Linked DNA regions of Homo sapiens: region 2 is linked to region 1. The links are chromatin loops, found by intact Hi-C in ENCODE. Cell type or tissue: breast epithelium. All regions are shown on one strand. Each heading gives the region's core, and the rest is flanking DNA. Links, peaks and the distances in the headings are about the cores only. Region 1 overlaps LINC00578 (long intergenic non-protein coding RNA 578). Region 2 overlaps TBL1XR1 (TBL1X/Y related 1).

The links. Hi-C counts contacts between places; a loop is a spot of excess contacts. Peaks named below come from ENCODE experiments on the same cell type or tissue, not always from the same donor. Only the 100,000 strongest peaks of a DNase experiment are listed, where the experiment ranks them.
Region 2: a loop joins it to region 1, with 5 times the contacts of the local background. A loop is called at or near these places in 21 of 110 quality-filtered maps.

Annotation. Positions count from the first base shown.
Region 1 is chr3:177,605,421-177,609,817 of GRCh38, forward strand. The region is part of intron 2 of LINC00578 (long intergenic non-protein coding RNA 578); the gene reads left to right. Among named protein-coding and RNA genes, the nearest start is that of LINC00578, 170 kb to the left of the region's middle. RefSeq lists a silencer at 1,504-1,704. In breast epithelium, for the core only: no CTCF peak of the experiment used is centred there; a DNase peak (open chromatin) is centred at 1,761; H3K27ac peaks cover 1,158 bases.
Region 2 is chr3:177,182,612-177,187,008 of GRCh38, forward strand. The region is part of intron 1 of TBL1XR1 (TBL1X/Y related 1); the gene reads right to left. Among named protein-coding and RNA genes, the nearest start is that of TBL1XR1, 13 kb to the right of the region's middle. In breast epithelium, for the core only: no CTCF peak of the experiment used is centred there; no DNase peak of the experiment used is centred there.

The DNA.
Region 1 (4,397 bases), core at 139-4,138:
TGGAACATCTGGGAAATGGTTAGATCATGAGGATGGAGCCCTCTTGAATGGGATTAGTGCCCTTACAAAAGAGGACTGAGGGAGCTCGTTTGCCCCTTCTACCATGTGAGGACACAGCAACCAGGCACCATCTATGAGGAATGAGCCCCCACCAGACCTGAATCTGCTGGCACCTTGATCTTGGACTTCCCAGCCTCTAGAACTGTAAGGAATAAATTTCTGTTGTTTATAATGTACCCAGTCTAAGGTATTTTGTTAGAGCAGCCCAAATGGACTGAGACAAATAGTAATTGCCCAATTCCTTAAAGGAAATGGAAGGTGCCAGTTGTGAATTTAAAGTTCTGTTTGGAATTAGCAGGTTTGAGAAAAAAAAAAAAAAAAAAGTGAAAGGATGTCTCTTCCCCAAAGCTCTTCTCCAATAAATATACTGATTTACTGCTGCAGAGATACCTAACAACTTATAGTTTCAACACAGCTTTCATGCCACCAGTGTTAAGATCACTCAGGTTCTTCCCAAGTCATTAAATACCTGTTAATGCAATTGATGAATTAGCTCTCTGTTGAATGCAATTAAAGGAAAAGATGACAATATTTCCTATATAATGTTTGGTAGGAAAATTTTATGACTTGGGTCTGTTAGTGTTGTTTAGCTAATAGTGCCTCAACGTTGTATTAGCAGTTAAGCATTGTTCCTGGCCTACTGTTTACTGGGGTTTTGGTGGAGAAGAATTTAACTTCTCTGGAGTTCACAAAGTAAGAACCACAACATAGTTTATTTTATTTATATATTTTTTGAGATGGAGTCTCGCTCTTATCGCCCAGGCTGGAGTGCAATGGTGCCATTTTGGCTCACTGCAACCTCCTCCTCTCGGGTTCAAGCGATTCTCCTGCCTCAGCCTCCCAAGTAGCTGGAATTACCGGCACCCACCACCATGCCCAGCTAATTTTTGTATTTTTAGTAGAGATGGGGTTTCACCATGTTGGCCAGGCTGGTCTTGAACTCCTGACCTCAGATGATCCGCCTGCCTCAACCTCCCAAAGTGCTGGGATTACAGGTGTGAGCCACTGCGCCTGGCCAAGAACCACAACATAGTTTAATGGAAAATATTTCTTGTACAATTTGTGTTCATCTTTAGAAGAAATTTTTCTCTTCTGAAGAAAGAAAATACAAATACAAATCTCTTGAGCATATCTTTAATCAGTATTTACTAAAGAACATTAACTTAAGTGATGCCATTTTGTCCAAAATATAAGCTAAACTCTTGACAAACTTCAACATGTTTCGGAAGCAGAAATAAGGGCCTGTTGGAGGTTTCTATTTAGTTTCAAAGGAAAGCACAGCAAATCAGAATCCTGGAAGATTAGACCACCCAGGAGTTCTGCCAAGGTGAAGCTTTTATGAATCCTGGATTGTCTTACGTTTTATTTCCATTCACTTGTTCTGAGGAAATCTAACTCATCAGGAGACTTGAAGATAATGAGTACCCCTGGAGTATCTTGTGCTGATTTTTGTGATGCCTCAGCTGAGGCAACTGGTTGAGAAAGGAGCCAGATAGCATCTTTACACTAAGCCCCATGGAGATAAAGCTACTCCTGTTTCCTGTGATGCCCGGATCACATCGAGATGCTTTGCTTGACCTGTTGCTACTCTCACACAGCTTTCATGAAATGCTTCCTATTTGCTATCCTGAATCATAGTTTGACTTTGTTCACATCATCCTAGCCCTTTTAAAAAAGATGACCTCATCAGCCAGGTGAGTTGGCGCCCTGCCTCTAGAAATCTTCCTGTCATCTCTTTGTCTGCTTTAATCTTGGTCCCCGCTCCAACTTCTGTTCAGCTCTGTATTGAAGTTCTACTGTTTGGCCCTAGTGCTCTGCTAAACTGCCTGGTATCAGCTTCTCTGGCTCCGTGTTAGCCTTTGCTTTTCCCACAGCCCTCATGTTTGTCATTTTGTTCTATACACTTAGGAAAACTTGCTTGCCTTACTTTACCTGGTTCCTCACAAGGAAAAGAGCACAGGACAAGCCTGTTTCCTTTTGTAAAAAAATCACTGTGCAAATGGTCTCATTAGCATAATTTAGGAGAAAATTTTAAGTCTTACCAACAGAGATTGAGATTTCTGCTGTGGTAGCTGATAGGCTGAAGAAGAATTTCTAGATTCTTAGCTTTGAATGACATTTACTGAAAGAGGGAGAGGAGGTGGCAGGGGGAGAGAGAGAGAGAGACTGAGCAGCAAGTGGAAAATACTATATTCTTTCTCACTTAATGTGTTCCTGGGCTCCAAAGGCAAACACAATGAAATAATAATCTAAGAAAAAACCCAGGAAGCAGATGTCCTTGAAAAATACCATACGTGCGTTTAAACAGCTGCTTTAGATGATCTGTGCCATGGTTGCTCTGTATTACGGCAAATAAGCACTAGGGTCAACTCTATAGTTGATGCATGGTAGCTGATAATTACCAACCAAGATGAGCTCAGAAGACTTACAGAAAAACTCAGGCCGAATTCTCTCTTTGAAACGTAAACTAAAAACATTCCATTTATAGCCAGCTGCAGAAGAAATGTGTACTCATTACTAATAAAGTAATTCTGAAATCCTCAAAAGGAACACATCCTGAAGAAGAAATGATTGGAGTGGTCCCCAAATCTGCCACACTCTGAGTTGCATTTAACTTGTTTGGCTTAATAATTTTATGCAAGTGACAGACAGACTTATCTTCCGAGCCCCTCCCCTCTGTATACTGGAATTTGACAAACAGCATCTAGGGGAGAGGGGACTCTGAGGTTGGAAGGTAGACACAAATATCCTTGGAATGGAGAAGAGAAATTGATCAGGCTGCTATTGCATGATAACATCCACCTCCTCTGTTCTATTTCTAAAATCACCAGGAAGTCTTCGGATCTGTAATTTGATTTTCTGTGTAGCTCTACCTACCAAAAGGGAATGTGCAGACAGTTGGCCTAACTCCTGGGCCAAGCCATGTCGCCAGTTCTAAATGAGTAAATTGGCATTCTGGCTTAGTAAATCAGACTTTGGGTTTGCTTTGCATGAATCTAGCTCCAGAGACATATCACCTCTGGGCAAACTTAAAAATTGGGTAGTGGGGTCCAGGAAAGGGCTTTGGTGATACATGGACATATGTATATTTACATAGGAAGAAACTCATGACCTTTGCTTTAATTCTCAAATGGGAACTAACACTAAAAATCGATGATTTACTGACATAATGTGTGTAGTGAAGCTGAGGCCACACCTGGGCCCAGGGTAACCCTTTCCAGGTACTGACATAGGAAGGTTTCTGCCCAAAGCCATTAGTGACTCTCTTCTCATCTTTTAACTGAGGTAGATTGTACTCTTCTGGGAGCTAAAAGGACTTGACTGAGTCTTTTGAAGAAAGTAAATTATTCCATTGCCTTGCAGAAATGTTTTATAGAGCTGTCCCTACAACTCAGTGATTTCCACCAGTGTGTTGTGAGCAGTTATATCAAAGCCCTTCTTGCATGTGTTAAATTCAAACTGTTTATTTATTTAAAAAATTATTTTTTAAAAGAAACTTTACAACTTGAGAGAAGACATAGAAAGGAAATAGACAGAATGGGAAAAGTGAAATCATCTAATCTAGGTGAGGAAAAGTATTCCATTTCATTTCCCATCTACTCTGTGTGGAATTGTTTTGTTCTATAGTTTTAAAAAATTAACAATAGCATAGACATTTTAATTTATGACTATATTTTCTTTATATCACAAGACAAAGAACCCTCTCTCTGTTTCTGGAAAACGATCATTCTGTACCAGATACACGCAGATTGTTGTGCATTATTACAGTGCAATGGGGAAATATTCAAATATCAGTTCCAAGTGCTAATAATAACAAAAGAACAGTGAGATTTGGATAAGAAGGGAAAAAATAAACTTAAAATTCCTGCTTTATATTTATGAGACACCATCTTGCTAAAAGGTATGTTGATGAAAAGAGTTGATGAAAAGAGTCAAACTCTGTAAAATCTTTGAAGAGGGTTATTCTAAGCCAAATGTGAGTGACCGTCACCTAAGGCACAGTCTTACGAGGTGCTGAGAACATATGTGCCCAAAATGGTTGGGCTTCAGCTTGATTTTACACATTTTAGGGGGATATAAGACATCAATGAATATAATGTGAGGGATGCATGGGTTCGGTCTGGAAAGGCGGGACAACTCAAAGTGGAAGTGAGGTGGGGGTGGCATAGAGGGTGGTGAGGGATGGCTTGGGGTGTGGTGGAGTGGAGTTTACAGGTCATAGGTGGATTCAAAGATTTTCTGATTGGCAATTGGTTGAAAGAGTTAGTTATTATTTAAAGACCTGGAATCAATAAAAAGAAGTGTCTGGGTTAAGATAAGGGGTTGTGGAGACCAAA
Region 2 (4,397 bases), core at 291-4,290, 420 kb before region 1:
AGATGGGTGAGAGAGACCTGTTTTCAAGGAAGGATCTCTGCCTAGTGAGATGAGGCAACAAATAACTCTCAATCAAGGAGAGGCCTGTGCTAGAAACACATGACTAGTGGTCATCATTGGCAAGGATGTTAATTTAAGACTGTCACGGAAAGAAGCCTAATGCTTAATCTTCAATCAAATAGTGTAACTTCATGCAGGCAACATGTTATGGCATGTAAATTTTTTTAAAACAATATAATTATCCAAACTTCTTCTCTAATGGGATATAAGAAACTTTATATAATGGTCATTCTTCTAAGTACTGTCCTTTATGAGAAGCATTCAGGGTTCCTAAGCTACAGCTGTTCAGATTTTCCCTCCAAAACTCTTAAATTTACATTTAAGAGCAATCAAAATTCCTTATCATTTGTATCTTACTTCTTATGTATGCCTTACAAAATTGAGGCACCATAACTTCAGAATCCTCATACAGCTTCAGAATACAACCTAAAGACATTAGCACCAATAAATGTAACTCATCCATGCTCTGTCATTCAGAACGTCGACGTTTCTGAGTACTGACTCTAAATCCATAAAAGTAGAAAAGTACAATTCTATACTCCTTTGAACGAGTATTTTCTAAATTCACTGAATAAAATTAAGTAATAAAATTCATTTAGGTTTATAAAAGCATGTTTTTAAATGAAGAGTACAGAAAATGTGTGTGCATAAGTTCCTGATAACCCTTCAGTTATTTCTGCATGTATACATACCCTGTGTTGTGCCATATGGATTTTTAGTGAGAATCCATGTTAACGTTTGTGTAAAATTTAACATATATATTTGAAGTGACTGATAAAGCAGTTGTCAGTTGTCAACCAGAGCAGTGTTGCCTGGAGAAAAGTAGGGATTCCACTCCGGAAAGCAAAAATTTTTTTGAGACGGAGTTTCACTCCTTCACCCAGGCTGGAGTGCAGTGGTGCGATTTTGGCTCACTGCAACCTCCGCCTCCCGGGTTCAAGTGATTCTCCTGCCTCAGCCTCCGCAGCTGGGATTACAGGCACCCGCCACTACACCTTGCGAATTTTTTCCTCAAACTCCTGACCTCAGGTGATCCACCCACCTCAGCCTCCCAAAGTGCTGGGATTACAGGCATGAGCCACTGCGCCCGACCAAAAAACTTTATTTTTAAGAAAGGTACAATCTTCTTTTTCTTGAAACATCTAATCGGCCGGGCATGGTGGCTCACGCCTGTAATCCCAGCACTTCGGGAGGCCAAGGCAAGGTGGATCACCTGAAGTCAGGAGCTCGAGACCAGCTCTTCACCACAGTAACATACTGAGAGTTCACTGCCAAAAATGAGACAAAGACTCTCCTACCTAGTCTCCTGTTACTGCTGAGAAGAGGGCCATGACAGTGCCCTCAAAGGAAGGCTAGTGTCAAAGTCACAGTGCAGCACAATTCTGTGCACCAAAACAGGTGCTCCCTTTCTCTGAGGTTGCTCCAGTTGAAGTTGAAAATGAGCACAACTAGAAGGCAAGCCCCTTTACTGGTAAACTAAATAGCCAACAAAAAGCTGCAAGTGACACAATTGCAAATGACACCAACTGCAACCAAAAATAGCATTAAAATCTAATATATCTGTCACCTTGACATCAATAACACATACATCTAAGTTTGTAAGTCATGACAGGATCGGTGCAGTATCAGAAGCCATAGTTCCACAAATCCCATTGTGCCAAATACTATAATTATTAAAGTCAACCACTATGAGAACCCCAATATTCACCTAATGTCCAAACCCTTGGCAAAGCAATACCTTTGAAATAAGACAAAATGTAGTACTTCTGGACAACCAAAACCTCCTAAAGTTTGCACTAAATTATTTTCTAAGTATCAAGCTTGGATAGGATTCAAAATTCACCAGTTGGCCAGGTGCGGTGGCTCACGCCTGTAATCTCAGCACTTTGGGAGGCAGAGGCCAGTGGATCACCTTAGGTCAGGAGTTCAAGACCAGCTTGTCCAACATGGTGAAATCCCGTCTCTACTAAAAATACAAAATTAGCCAGGTATGGTGGCACATGCCTGTAGTCCCAGCTACTCAGGAGGCTGAGACAGGAGAATCACTTGAACCCTGGAGGCAGAGGCTGCAGTAAGCCGATCGCACCACTGCACTCCAGCCTGGATGAGACAGAGCAAGACTGTGGCTCAAAAAAAAAAAAAAATCATCACTGATTCACCACTGGTCTAAGGACCCAGTCATGAAACAGAAACAACACTTGTTAATCATACCACTACTCTAATTCTGCCAACAAGTCTGAAAAATGAAAATAAGTGTTTACAGAAATATACAGTTACAGCTCTTTAAGAACTGACTGAAAAGCACAGGAGAAATTAACATCATTTTCCCCCTTCTTTTGACCATCCTATCCAAATCCAAAGAAATAAAGTTTTTAAAAGCTTAACCACATGCCTCGATTTTTCAATTTTTTTTTCAAAATGGTAATAAGAACATCAACAGTTCAAAAGGTTACACATGAAAATAAGTCTCTCTGACATCTGACTACATAATCTACCTACCCCAACAGCATTGTTATCAGTCTCTTCCACAGCTTTCTAGAGTCACTCTAAGCACACACAACAAGCATATATAAATACACACATACTCATACACACTGTATTGCATGTGTCCTCCTTTCCAGTCTTCTACCCCTTAAGTTAAAATAGCAGCCAACCGGCCAGGGGCAGTGGCTCACGCCAGTAATTCCAGCACTTTGGGAGGCCGAGGAGGATGGATCACTTGAGGTCAGGATTTCAAGACCAGCCTGGCCAACATGGCGAAACCCCATTTCTACTTAAGTACAAAAAAATTAGCCAAGCATGGTGGCATGAGCCTGTCCCAGCTACTCAGGAGCCTGAGGCAGGGGCATCACTTGGACCCAGGAAGCGGAGGTCACTGTGAGCCAAGATCAACGCCATTGCACTCCAGTCTGGGTCACAGAATGAGACTGTTTCCAAAAAAAAAAAACCAGTATTTTCTGACCCTTTGTCTTTTCATTTAAAAGTATCTTTGAGAAGGTCCCTTATTAACAAAAAAATCAAACACCAAATCTAAATAAATATATAAAAGAAGCATTGGCTGGGCACAGCAGCTCACACCAATAATCCCAACACTTTGGGAGGCAGGAGGACTGCTTGAGTCCAGGAATTCGAGACCAGCCTGAGCAACATAGTGAGATCCTCTCTCTACAAAAAATTAAAAATAAAAAAATTGGCTGGGCATGGTGCTGCTCGTCTGTAGTCCTACCTACTCAGGAGGCTGAGGTAGGAGGACTGCTTAAGCCCAGGAGTTGGAGGGTAAAGTGAGCCATGTTCACACCACTGCACTCCAGCCCAGGTGACAGAGCAAGACCCTGCCTCAAATAAATAAATAAATAAATATAAGTAAATAAAGGAACACTTCACATCTCTCACCAGGTGTCAAAACTAGTGACCTCTGCCAGCAGGACACAAGGAAGTCCAAGGTCAAAGATGTATTCCCATGATACACCTGGGGTTTTTTTGCACAAGAACACAATACAATAACAGTCTGCACTCCTAACCCCAGTCTGTAATTTTACAAATGTATATCCGTTACTAAAGAGGACAGAGAACAGTAATTTAAAGAAAACCCATCATTTTACTAGGGGAAAAATCTTAAGCATGTATATTACATTGTTATATGAATGAGTGCCAAAGAGCACTGCTACAGCTACAAATCGTATCCTAAAATCCTTATTTTTTATAAGTTCTGCCCCATAAAAAGGTAATTGCAGAAAAAGAAAAGATAAATTCATTATCTATTCTCATTACCTTATTTCAGAAACCCAAAGTAGATGAGTCAATTGCCTTATACTGTGAGTTAATGACATATGATAGCCACTAAACAGAAATGTAGCAACATTAGTATACACTCTTCCCAATTAGCCTGTTGAAATTAAAGGAAGAGAATAAAACATCTCTCCCTAACCCATAAACTGTGTTCTATTCACAGTTGAAGGTAACCACTAAAATATGTTATTACTATACCCCATCTGGCAAGGTGTTTGCTTATGCTCATGTCACATACTTTCCAGACTATTACTCTATGAAAGGCTGTAGATTTTTAGTACTTAAATACTCTAAAAAAAATTTCCATATAGATCCCCGTCAAAACTCATAAAATTGAAATCATGGCCAGTCGTGGTGTCTCACACCTGTAATCCCAGCACTTTGGGAGCCTGAGGCTGGCAGATCACTTAAAAGTCAGGAGTTCGGCCAGGCGTGGTGGCTCACGCCTGTAATTCCAGCACTTTGGGAGGCCGAGGCGGGCGGATCACAAGGTCAGGAGATCGAGACCATCCCGGCTAACAGGATGAAACCCCGTCTCTCCTAAAAAC